Linked DNA regions of Mus musculus: region 2 is linked to region 1. Evidence: chromatin loops called from intact Hi-C (ENCODE). Cell type or tissue: heart. All regions are shown on one strand. Each heading gives the region's core, and the rest is flanking DNA. Links, peaks and the distances in the headings are about the cores only. Region 1 holds the start of Angel2 (angel homolog 2). Region 2 holds the start of Tatdn3 (TatD DNase domain containing 3).

What was found. A loop is a pair of places that touch in the nucleus more often than their neighbours do. Peaks named below come from ENCODE experiments on the same cell type or tissue, not always from the same donor. Only the 100,000 strongest peaks of a DNase experiment are listed, where the experiment ranks them.
Region 2: a loop joins it to region 1, with 2.6 times the contacts of the local background. A loop is called at or near these places in 1 of 42 quality-filtered maps.

Annotation. Positions count from the first base shown.
Region 1 is chr1:190,925,489-190,931,942 of GRCm38, reverse strand. It overlaps Angel2 (angel homolog 2), which reads right to left and starts at 3,438. Exons shown (of 9, transcript NM_021421.4): 1 at 3,185-3,438. The coding sequence starts at 3,243. In heart, for the core only: no CTCF peak of the experiment used is centred there; a DNase peak (open chromatin) is centred at 3,382; H3K4me3 peaks cover 2,288 bases; H3K27ac peaks cover 1,907 bases.
Region 2 is chr1:191,057,934-191,063,948 of GRCm38, reverse strand. It overlaps Tatdn3 (TatD DNase domain containing 3), which reads left to right and starts at 1,039. Exons shown (of 10, transcript NM_001357166.1): 1 at 1,039-1,148; 2 at 2,692-2,724; 3 at 3,763-3,836; 4 at 5,038-5,122. The coding sequence starts at 1,092. Nsl1 (NSL1, MIS12 kinetochore complex component) reads right to left here and starts at 928. Exons shown (of 6, transcript NM_198654.3): 1 at 677-928. The coding sequence starts at 910. In heart, for the core only: a CTCF peak has its summit at 1,040; a DNase peak (open chromatin) is centred at 958; H3K4me3 peaks cover 2,119 bases; H3K27ac peaks cover 1,451 bases.

The sequences.
Region 1 (6,454 bases), core at 2,242-4,741:
ATCACTAAGTAGCAGCACACTCTTTTGGAGCAGATCTCTGCAGATCCATGAAGATGTACTGCCTTGTAGTGATGCTATACAGATAAATTGATGACTTCTTAAGTTTTAATGATCCTTACAAGAGGTTGTAAAACAATTAACCAAAGGTCATAGAAAGGGAACTAACAATTTATTATAGGTGCTAGGACAGAAGATAAATATTGACTGGGTTTATATGAAACTTCACTAGTAATTTAGTTATGGTTTTAACCCTTCAGTGAACCTCTGGAGCTGAGACAGGTGATGGATATTTAGCCAGATAGTTACTCCTAATGGATATGCATGTAAACATTCTGTTGAAAACTTCTATTTCAATTTATGATTTGATTGCTTTGTGTGAACTTGGATGAACTTTGTAACATGTGGTCATGTATTCTGAGAGATGTTTAAGTGCTGAGGACAAAGAGAAGAGTGAGAACTGAACTGAGAAGAACTGAGCTGAGGAGTTTTAAGACAACACCTTTCAGACAGAACTGAACTCAAGAAGAACTTAGAAGTATGGGCACAGCACTGGGAGAAAAGGCATTGAGAGTAAGAGCATTGTTGTGGCTTCGGAGCAGGAGGAGAGAACAAGCTTGGAAGGAGAATGCAGAGTGGAATAACTTAGAAACTATAGGTAACATAAAACACTAAGAGAGCAATGAGTAGAATGCAGAGGGAAAGAGTAAAAAGAAGACGCTGCAGAAATCAGAAGGAGCAGGCAGGCTTCTCCTTACTGTGGAACAGAACAGGTTCCCATGGTAAGGACAAGGCAGGCTTAGTCTTATTAAAAGGAACAAAGCTTTTTCCTTACAAATATGTAATTCATTTAACATTAAAAGGGTAGACGCCTTTTCTTTCTCTATGCGATAAAGATTGGTACTCACTTTTCATTTAGAATGAGTGAGTTCTTTCTGCACCAGTGCTTGGTCTTTTGCTTCAAAATCATATTTAAGTATGGATGTGTAAGTATGTAATTGTGAGAATGCATGTAAGCTGAGCCCAACTGGGTTTGAATGGAAATTGTATAAATGAGCATACATGAATCTGTGTATGAACTTATGTGAAATTATATATGTCTGTTTATATAAAAGTTGTTCTTTCTGTGAGTGTTATTTCTCTTCTGGTTCAACAGAAGTTCATTGCTCCAAACTTTCCCCGTAGCCCCACAACAAGAGGCATCTGGATCATAGGGAAAAGGCCCTAGCAATTAATTGTTTACTTTATCTCCTGCTGTTTTAGGATGAGGTGCTAAGTGCCAGAGACTGCAGTTTCTGACCTCAGAGGATCACAGAAGGCAGGTCGGTTACAGTGGACTTAGATAAGTAAACTTTTTATTATACAGCAACCTTAAATATACCAAGTCTTACCCTCTGCCGACGCTCTTCCCCCTCCACTGCCTCAAGAAGAACCAAGAAGAACCGCACGCAGGGGCTGGTCTTCGGCAGAATTGTCTAGACTAGCAGGTCAGCTCTGGGATGCCCTGTCCCTGCCTCCCCGGCATGAGGACACCTTCCTTACCTTTCCATGGGTGCTGGGGATTCCAACCCAGGTCCTTGGCTTTGTACAGCAAGCCCTTAGCTACCTGAGCCATGGCTCCAGGTCCCCACACTTGTATTTAACAGACATGCTACTCTCAAGTTCTCACAAAGCACTGCCTCCTACTGCATTATCTGGCAAAGTGTTAGGGTTCTGAGGACTATACTTCTGGGGTTTGTGTCTCAACATCTACTATCACTAAGGTTTGCTTAAGTTGTATTAAGATTTTGTTATGCTGAATTTCTTTATTATGCTATTTTTCATTAGAAAAGATAACCTATATTGTGTACTTTAAACTTAAGTACTCTCAAACTATTCTCTAAATCAACCCTACTGTAAATCTTTAAGGTCACAACATGGGCACTATATCTTGCAATTGACCCCGAAAGTCATTCAAAGGGATTTCAGCACTTGGATCTTGTCTTGTTTTGTTTTTAAATTTAAAAATTTTGAGGTGGCCCATGAGTTTGATCCCAGCACTCAGGAGGCAGAGGTAGGCAGATCTGAGTTGAAGGCCAGCCTGGTCTACACAATGAATCCCAGGACAGCCAGAGATACAAAGAAAAACCCTCCTTCTCTAAAAAACAAACAAACAAAAAACCAAGACAAAAACCAAGTCCAAGACCATCAGCACAGGCTGGTGGTGTCTCTAATTCTCCTGCCTCCACCTCCCCAGTGCTATAACGGTTTACTTTCTGTCTTGAAATGTTTCTATACTGCAACCTGCACAGTGACGCTTATTCTTTGGATTGGCAGTTATTTATACCACATCTTTTTCTTGTAAGATAGTGAGCTTTTGAGGGTTCGAACCTCAGTATTCTCTGAAAGCCCAGTCTCCACCCAAGGGCCAAGCACACAGCTGGTACTCAGAAAATGCCATAGCACAGGAACCAGGAATGGAGTGGGCAGATCCCAACGGCTTATGTAACGACAGTGTGCTATTTCCCACGCGTGGTACGATATAGTTTCAAAGGTTATACAAACCACTGGAATCTTAATAACTAAGTCCTCAAAGTTTATAGGAGAAAAACATAATCCGTACATCCAATTTAAGATTCGGTGGATACTACTTGGGGTGACATTATTAGAGGCTGCATGTACTGTGGCGCTTTAAAATTTCAAGTGAGTTATTTTTTTACTTTTGGAGGCGGAGTGTCACGCTCGCTGCCTAATCCAGGCCAGCCTCAAATTCATGGTTATCCTCCCGCCTCGGCCTCCGGGGTGTGGAAAGTGCAGGCGTGAGCCATCACGCCAGGCTCTCAAAGAGTGGATTGAAAGAAAAATACCCAGGACGGAGCAAGAACTTGAGTGGCGGTGAAAGTTGGCCTCCGCGTGACCGACGCTGCCCAGCCACCCCGGGGCGCGCAGCCTCCCTCCGGGCGGGGCCCTGCGCGCGGGCGGCGGCGGCGAGCGTGGAGGCCGCGCGAGGCCCGCAGGATCCCGGAGGCCGCGGCCACCGCTGCTGCCCGCCCGCGCGTTACCTCTCCCCGGGCGCCGCCTGGCGCGTCCCCGCCGCGGACCCTCTTCCTCCGCCTTCCTCCCGCGCCCCGCCGCCCCGCCCCTCCCCTCCCCGCCCGCCCCTCCAGGTCCCTCCCTCTGTCCATCCCGCCGGCCGCTCGCCACTGACCGGCCTCGCCCCGCCACACAGCGGCCGTAGCCCCTCCTCACACAGCGCCACGTCTCCATCTTGGCTCTCTGTGAGCGCCCAACGCCCGGGCCCGCGGCTGCACCTCAGCTTCGGCCGCTCGCCGGGTCCTACCGGATCCCCATCACTCGGCTCCCGGCCGGCCGCTAGGCATGCTGGGAGGAGCGTCTCGCCGCAGGCCCGGTCACCATCTTGCCTTCTGGGGCAGTTCCTTTAAGCAGTGCGACTCCGGGCATGCGCAGAGCGTGCGCGGACAGCCATTTCCTGGTAGGGCGGAAGGCTAGCGCTTGACGGCTTTCTTAAGACATAGGAAGGAGCAGGAGCTGCGTGAGACCTAAAGTGTATTTACGTGGTTGCGTAGATCCAAAAGGTAGATTTCCACGTTGAGGAAATACTATTCTGTGGGTTCCCGTAGAACTTTATAATTGATTTTGTGCAAATCTCAGAGAACCCACTTGTACATTAATTAGTGCGTTGATGATCCGAGTCTGTCAGATCGAGCGTAGCTTTCTTGGAAAACATAAATGGAGAAGGGACAGCGAGAATAGCGAGGCAGAGGGCACTGGAAACCAGGGTCGCTGCTTGCTTAGTTTCTTTGGTAGAGCTGTGTAGCTGTGGGTAGTAATTTCTTGGGAAGTTTTGTTCTTTTCCTTGTGTTAATTTTGAGAGATACTTTATCCTTCGTGTATATCCTTCTCTTTATCTGCAGTTGTTATATTGTGTAAACATGTCAGGAATGCTGAATTAGCAAACTCTGAGGAAAGCTAGTCTCTGATTGCACACGCACACTCGTGAGTGTCCTTAGACAAAAGTCTTGTGCAGTCCAGGCATTCGTCAAACTTATCTCACATGCCTGTCTGAGCACTGTGGTCACCAGCAACGTACTGCCATACTTGGCTTCGGACCACATTTTCATCAACCAATATGAAGTCTTGTTTTATGCATGTTCCTTATTTAATTTATATTGTCACTTCATTAACGTTAAACTCTGTCCAACAGTCTTCTGATACATACCTAATTGAAGATAATTTAGTACACATATTTTCTCTATATTACATCATTAACTTTTGTCACCTCAGAATCTTGCAGCAGTATACTTGGGGGGCACTTTTAATAGAAAAATCAGTAAAACTGTGGGAAAGGGACACTAAGTAGTCGGTAGAAAGGTTAGTTTTTTACGGTCTGAAAACTCAAGAGGGCAGAGTGCCTTGTTTAACCTCAGGGACAAGCACACTAGGCAACTAAAATTTGCCTTTCTCCTTGTTGGAGAAAAACCAAAACACTGTGAGGATTGATTTGGACATTTTAGGTAGGTTTTAGGGAGTAGGCAGTTTACAAACGCAGTGTCCACAAATGGGGGCTGACTGCTTGAGGTTTATACTGTCCTATTTTCTAAGGGTGATCACAATGTTGTTGTTAGTTACATGTGGCCAGTAGTGTCCTATATGCCTTGTTCCATAATCACATTGTAAGTGACTTGTGAACAGTGTCCATGACTCCTGTTCAAATCTATTCAACCTAGTACTCTACTGACTACACAACATACGGCAAACAAAGATCATTGATAGGGTTATTAACTGGAGCAGACTTAAGGAAGACCTGTCAATCACCAGACTTTCTCCTCCAAGCACACCTTAGCTCCTCTGCTTGTTGTGCAAAGAAAAATGTAGTGTTTTGAAATAAGCAAATGGCATTAAGGTCCTTCCTTCCTTCCTTCCTTCCTTCCTTCTTTCCTTCCTTCCTTCCTCCCTCCCTCCCTCCCTCCCTCCCTTTCCTTTGTTTGAGACAGGGTTTCTCTGTGTAGCCCTGGCTGTCCTGGAACTCACTCTGTAGACCAGGCTGACCTGGAACTCAGAGATCCACCTGCCTCTACCTCCAGAGTGTTGGGATTAAAGGCGTGCACCACCAACTGTCAAGATGCATTCTTTCAATGAGTTTGAAGGTTTCTTGATGACGAAAGACACTTTGGGAGCTGTCTGCTCTAGAACTTTAGAGAGAGTAGTTACCTTATAGCAGCATGGTGATTATCCTAAGGGTTGGAGAACTCTTGTCTCTGTAACAAAACAAAACACCATTTTTGCATTCATGTTCCAGTTGAAAGTTCTCAGCTCACATTGTTCTGTCCCCTTAAATAGATCCTGCTTTAGTCACTCAATAAGTTAAGCAAGTCTGTTCACATATGCTGACATCTCAACATTCAGACAGCTGAGGCAGGAGCCTGTAGAGTTTGAGACCATCCTGGGCCACACCAAGAACCTGTCTTAAAGAAGGGTTGTCTGAGAGTCTGGAGAGATTGCTCAGCTGTTAAGAGCTGTCAAGTGCTCCAGGCTAACCTTTAAAAGGCCATGTAGCTGAGGGTAACCTTGAACTTCAGGATCTCCTGCCTGCCTTCCCAAATGCAGAAACTGTAAGTGTGTACCACCATGACGCACCTGTGCATAAGTGTCTAAAACCTTTGGAGTCCAGGACAACCTTGTCTACAACTGGCTTTTGGTTTTGCTCTGATTACTAAGTCCCCACTCAGAACATCTCCACAGTGTTCCCGTTTCATGGATCCTAATTCTTCTGACTTCCTAAGGCATCAGACACACTCGCGGTACAAATACACAAATGCAGGTAAAATACTCATGCACATGAAACAAAAGGAAATCATTGTTCGTTGCTTGGACTGGTTTTGAAAAAAATCTGTCCATATGCAACCCTGCCCGGCCTGAAGCTTACTATGTAGAGCAGGCTCCACTCCAACTCACAAGAGATCTGCTGCCTCTACAGGGATGAAGAATTGTGCCACCACATCCAGGTAAAATAAAACCTTAAAAGTTATTTTCAAAAGCCAGAGATATGGAGCTGGAGACATGGTTTAGCAGTTAAGAGCACTGGCTGCCCTGAGGTCTTGAGTTCAATTCCCAGCAACCAACAGTGGCTCACAAACATTTATGGTGAAATCTAGGGCCCTCTTCTGACATGCAGGTATACATGCAGATACTCATACATTAAATAGAAAAACTCTTTAAAAACAAAAAAGCCAGATATATTAATCAGAAATGAGCCATGAAAAAACATGCTCATGTTTGGTTAGCTCAGCGAGAAATTAGGAGGTTGGGACAGGGCTTTATGGCACAGTCTTGTCATGTCAGGACTCAGGAGACAGAAATAAGCACAAGGATTTCAAATTCCAGCCAACCTGAGCCAAATGGCCAGTCCAGGGTCAACCTAAACCACAGAGGAAATTCCTGAAGAAATTCACAAGCA
Region 2 (6,015 bases), core at 1-2,500, 130 kb before region 1:
TAGCCCTGGCTTGTCTGGAACTCACGGCGTGGACCAGACTAGTCTCGAACTCACAGAGATTTGCATGCCCCTGCCTTCCGAGTACTTGGCATACACTGTCATGACCAGCTCAACTAGAACTTGGTAAAATTTAACACCAAGACAGCTTCTTCATCTATTTTCAACTTAAAAAGAAAATGTTTTCTCCCCGAATCCACACGATGTTATAAAAACAAACAAAAACAATAACAATGACCAAAAACCTAGCCAGATGACTGACTTCAAGGATTATCATTTCCTGGAGAATTCCTCATACCAACCAGCAAAGTTGCGCTGGCCCACAGGAGAGCGACTTTGTCTTTACTGCGCACTTAACTACCAAAAGAAATGTTTTGTAAAACACAAGATTTGAAAGCTTGCTATGAAAGCAAAATGTGATGCCTTGTTTATACGTATAGCGCTGTACATGTTCAAGAATATGGGTACACTTAATACCGCCTGCTTCTTAAGATTACATACGTGTTCGCCCTGTATGTTCCTGACAGGAAGCAGCACCCAGGCGGCACTAGCATCTAGTTGCCTTCCCTGGCATTTCCCAAGCCAGTCTTGGGCATCGTTCCATCTGCGAAGGCCTGACATGGGCCCCGAGCCAGAGCCAGGATGCGCTGGGTGAGGACCGGGAAAGAGGGGTCCGTACCCACTGTGCGTCCCGCAGCGCGAGCTCGCGGACGTCCTCCGGCAGCACGGCCCCGAGCTCCTGCACGAAGCGACCGCACATCTCCATCACTTCCATCACCGCCCTCTTCAAGGTGCAGCGCACTCGGAAGTCCTCTAGGGGAGAGTCTGCTGCCGTGGCCTGAGGGTCTGAGGCGGCCTGGGCATCGTGGTCCTGCGGGGCGGAGACGAGCACTGTTTCAGAGACAGCCGCCATCTTCCCGGTTTAAACTAAGGCGGGAATCGCTGAGACCGGAAGGATGCTTCCCTCCCTGGAACGCTCCTGCACGCGTCCGACTGGAAACCCGATCCGCCGCCGCCGCAAGGTTCCGCCTCGGGTTCCGCGGCCCCAGAGTTCCGCCGCCTGGCTTGCAGTCGAGAAGCCTGCAGGAGTAGCTATGGGTTTGGGGTTAGTGGACTGTCACTGCCATCTCTCCGCCTCGGACTTTGACAACGTATGTGAGGGGGACTTGGGGCTTGCGGGAGTCGGGAGGGCCGTGTCTCCTTTCCCGCAAGTTTTTCTCCCCCAAATCCTCAGACCGTACCTAGTCTATGGCGACCCTTTCGAACCAGCGTCCTGGAACTGACATTCCTCATCTTACACGGCGGTTAACTATTTCTATGAAGCTTTAGTTTGTCGTCTCAACACCCCTTTCTCCTACCACTCTTGAGGTGTGCTGATCCATCCAAGCCCTTAGCAGAGGTTCTAGTTCTGGCCCGGCAGAGGGACAAACAAAAATAATAACACTTGATGGAGTGAATGTGTAGGGATGGAAATAGGTTTTACCGGCTACATTGGGGAAAGTGAAGAGGAAGGAGAAGTAGGTGCCTTTTTCTTAGGAGGTGACGCTTAGGGTGTGAGTGTATGGTAGTGATGAACACCGGCAGGTTGTAGACCTCCCATACATTATAGAATTTGATCTGTTTTAGTTAACCAGCAGCTGGAAACACTTAATAAAGGAGAAATTTCCAGGAGCTGGGAAGGGTAGGTCAAGGTCAGTAAGACATTTGGATTGCATTAGATGCACAGTCTTAACCCTTAAAAGTTTAAAAACAAACCCATTTTAAATATATATAGAGAGCGAATATTCTGAAGACAAATTTGCTGCTGAGTGGCAAAAAGGTGGAGGAGAGAAAGTGAGAGCATTTAGGAAACGTCTCAGTTTACAGACAAGAGCTGGTAGAAGCCAGTACAGTGAGAATATCATGAGAATACCATGTACTCAACAAATTTTAGGAATAACACCAACAGTACATGCATGCCTTGGATAAGAACAGCAAGGGGAGGAAGAAATCGAGCATGACTTAGATTTCAGTTTGTGCTTCCTGTAAGGAAGATGGTGATGGCCTTTGCTGAGACGAGAAAAGGTTTGGGATCAGAGTGGGCAGGTGGGCAGCTGGAAATCCTAGTGGGGGGATATTGGTTAAGTCTGATCTCATCCAAGTGGAAAGATTAGAATACATAATCATTTCAAATGTGAGTCGTGGGTCTTGGAGAGAGTAAAAACTCTGTAAGTTGGAGATTCAGCATGGTATCAAAAACCACGAGAAGGGGAGGATATAGCTTAGTGATAGAGATCTTACATAGTGTGGTCGAGGATGTTAAACAAACAAAGGAAAAAGGCAGAATCCCTTAAGGCAAGTGGAAAGAGAACAGAAGAGCTTGAAGTCACAAAAAGGACAGAGAATCAGTCAAGGAGACTGAAGAGTTACCTACCACTAGGCTGTGAAAGCAAATCATGAGGGAAATGTCCAGAAGCCTCTGAGGGACAGAGTGAGAGAGGACAGGAAAGCTCTGTGTGTTTGGCAACAGAGATCTCTGTTTTGATATAGTGTGCATCATGGACTGTGAGAGTAAGGAGGAGGGTGACTTCATTTTCTGCCACTCTGTTCCTTGCTAACAATGTTGTCCTTAATGGTGCCTCTGCTGCCTGTATATGGACCAAGAGCAGTTAATTACTCGTGTAAAACAAACGTGGTTGCTTCTGTTTGTTGTAGGATCTGGATGATGTGTTGGAGAAAGCCAGGAAGGTAAGCTAGAATCCATATCCCCCCCCCTTTTGTGCCCTTCCTGTTTCATTCAACATACTGTTTTTAGGGACCAAGTAGGCAGACTCTGCTGTTTCCGTGGTCAGCAGTATATTTAAGCTCTCACTCTGTGCCAGCCACAGAGCTAACCCCCCACTGAACTTTAGATCATTTAAAGTCTCACCTTCTGAGGAAGTTACTCTTTTATAGTCATATATTCTCCATTTGATAGATGAGGAATCTAATGTCTGCAGGTTAGTAGCAGGACAAAGGCACATGCTAATGAAATGATAGAGACATGCTGGTCTGATTTAAAAATGTGTCCCTACAGCCACCATGCTTAGCAGCACTGGAGAATGGGGCAGTCAGTCTTTTGAGTTTTAAAGTCATATTATTTTGGAGATCAAGGGTGTATTACAGTCTTTGGAAACATTTTGGTTTGTTAGAAAAAGTTATCAAGGGCTGTAGAGATGTCTCAGTGGAGAAAAGCACTTGCAAGTCTGATATTGCAAGCTCAATTCCTGGGACTGCAGTGGAAGCACAGAACTGACTCCAACTCCAGAAAGGTGTCCTCTGATTTCCACTCACTGCATGCGGTGTGTACACAGTGCACACACACACACATACTGCAGGCACACACATAGAGAATAAAATTTAAAAGTAAAAATTACAGAATCTTGGAAGTATTTCTGGAATTACGTGTACACTGCCATTGTGGCAGCTTAACTGGCTTGTGGGCTTTGGGATCACATGAGCCTAAGGATGGTGGTTCCTCCCAAAATGCAGTTTCTGTCCAATGAATTAAAGAAATGCTTACCTTTGGTCTTTATAGGTTAATGAGGTGACATTAATACGCAGTAAACATATGACCTTAAATAATAAGAGTTCAGTGGTAATCATTTTGATTATACTACTGGAACTGGGTTAAAAAATAATAAAATATATAGAAAAATTTAATATTTCCCTTAATTTATATTAAATGTGCATATTGTTTGGTATTCTGTTCTCCTGTTTTATTTCGTTTTGTTTTGTTTTGTTTAGGCTAATGTCATGGCCCTTGTGGCAGTTGCTGAACATGCAGGAGAATTTGAAAGAATTATGCAGCTTTCAGAAAGGTGGTGCTAGTGGTGGTGGTGGTGGTGGTGGTGGTGGTGGTGGTGGTGGTGGTGGTGGTTCTTCTTCTTCTTCTTCTTCTTCTTCTTCTTCTTCTTCTTCTTCTCCTTCTCCTTCTCCTTCTCCTTCTCCTCTTCTTTTTCCTATTCTTCCTCCTCCTCCTTCTTCTCCTTCTTCTTCTGTGTGTATGTGTATATGTGTGTGGTGTGGTGTGGTGTGGTGTGGTGTGGTGTGGTGTGTATGTGTGGTATATATTCACATCTGATGCAGATGTGCTTGCATATGTGGGCATGTGAACATCCAAGGTTGACATTAGGTATCTTCTTTGATGGCTCTCTTCTTTATTTATTGAGGTTGCTCACTAAACCAAGAGGACTCACAAAACCACTGATTTTGGCTAGTCAAGTTATCCTGGATTGTTCTAGGGATCCCCTGCCTCTGCCTCTCCGCCTCTCCGAACCTGAGATTAGAGGGAGCCACCATGGCTACCAGCTGGGGAGCAGAACTTCAGCCCTTCATGAGCTTTGTCAGCTGAGCCACCTCTCCAGCTTTGATGCTACTTTGTTTGTTTGTTTGTTTGTTTTTTCCCTGAGACAGGGTTTCTCTGTGTAGCCCTGGCTGTCCTGGAACTCACTTTGGCTGGCCTCGAACTCAGAAATCTGCCTGCCTTTGCCTCCCGAGTGCTGGGATTAAAGGCGTGTGCCACCACGCCCAGCTTTGATGCTACTTTTAATTAACCTCATTAATTAAATGAGGTCTTGACCTCTTGACCTCAAGCATCTCTCCCCCCTTAGCCTTCTTAGTGCTGAGACCAAAGCAGGGACCCTAAAGCTGCTCTAATGAAGGTTTCAAAGACTTATAAAGAAAGACAGTCCTGTCCAATTCACACATTATCAAAGAATTCTCTGTTAGAAGAATGAGGAGAAGCAGGCATGATAGCACACACCTTTAATTGGACTCTCTGGAGACAGAGAGAGGCAGGAGGATCCCTGTGAGTTTGAGACCAGTCTGGTCTACAAACTTCATTCCAAGCCAAATAGGGCTACATAGTAAGACTTTTGTCTCAAAAGAAATTTTAAAAAAGGAGGGAGGAGGAGGAAGAAAATCATGTCAGCCCTAAAGGCAGGGCGTTTCCTTCCTGTTCTTTAGGGACACTGTGGTCTCCGGACCTAAGGTTGTTTTCTTAACTTTCTACATTTGTAGGTATAATGGATTCGTCCTGCCATGTCTGGGAGTTCACCCAGTTCAAGAGCTTTCACCAGAAAAACCAAGAAGCGTGACATTAAAGGTAAACATCCTATAGAATAAGAGGCCTAACCAGTGCAACTGGCTCTGTCATCACTCCACAGTGCTTTCTAAGTTCTCGTCCTGGGCTGTGGAGATGGGAGGGCTGGGGGCTGGGCCTAGGCCCTCAGCCATGCCAGGCGAACATTCTGCCACTCACTGAATCGTCCAAGCTGGCCTTCAACTCATGCTCAGGCAGGGCTTGAACTCATGATCCTCCCATTTCCACTTCCGCAGTTGTTAGAATGGCAGCCTGTGCCACTAAAACCCAGCTTCTGGTTTGTATTCTTAGTTAATGACCGGAAACAAAGAAACGGGGCCTTCGATCAGGCTGAGCTTGTATGACAAGGAATGATATGGTGGAATTTTGGTTTTGCTCCCTCCATATATTTTAACCATGTCATACTGCTTTATCCACCACCCCCTACCCCCAAAGTGATGGGAGGGCTGGGGAGGTGCTCTGTCGACAGAGTGCTTGCTGCGCAAGTGTGAGGCCCTGAGTGTGGTCGTAGACCACATGTAAGATAACCATGGGTGTTGGCGCACACTACTAATCTCAGAGCTGTGGAGGTGGTGACAGGAGGGTCCTCAGAGCTCACTGGCCAGTCACCCTATAAGCCGCAGGTCCCAGTGGGAGACCTTGTCTCAAAGTGAGATTGCTTTAGCTAAGAATCACAGAGAGAGAGATGGGCTCGGTGGAAGAGTGCTTGCCTACCATATCCTAGGTTAAATCCCCAGTTAAAACATTAAAAGTCCAGAGGCCAGGGAGATGGCTCAGTGGTTAAGAATTCATACGACTTTTGCAGGGGACTCAAGTTCGATTCCCACCACCCTCCACCTGCAAGTCCACCTCCAGGAGACCCAGTGCCTCTGGCCTCTGAGGGCACCTGCATACAC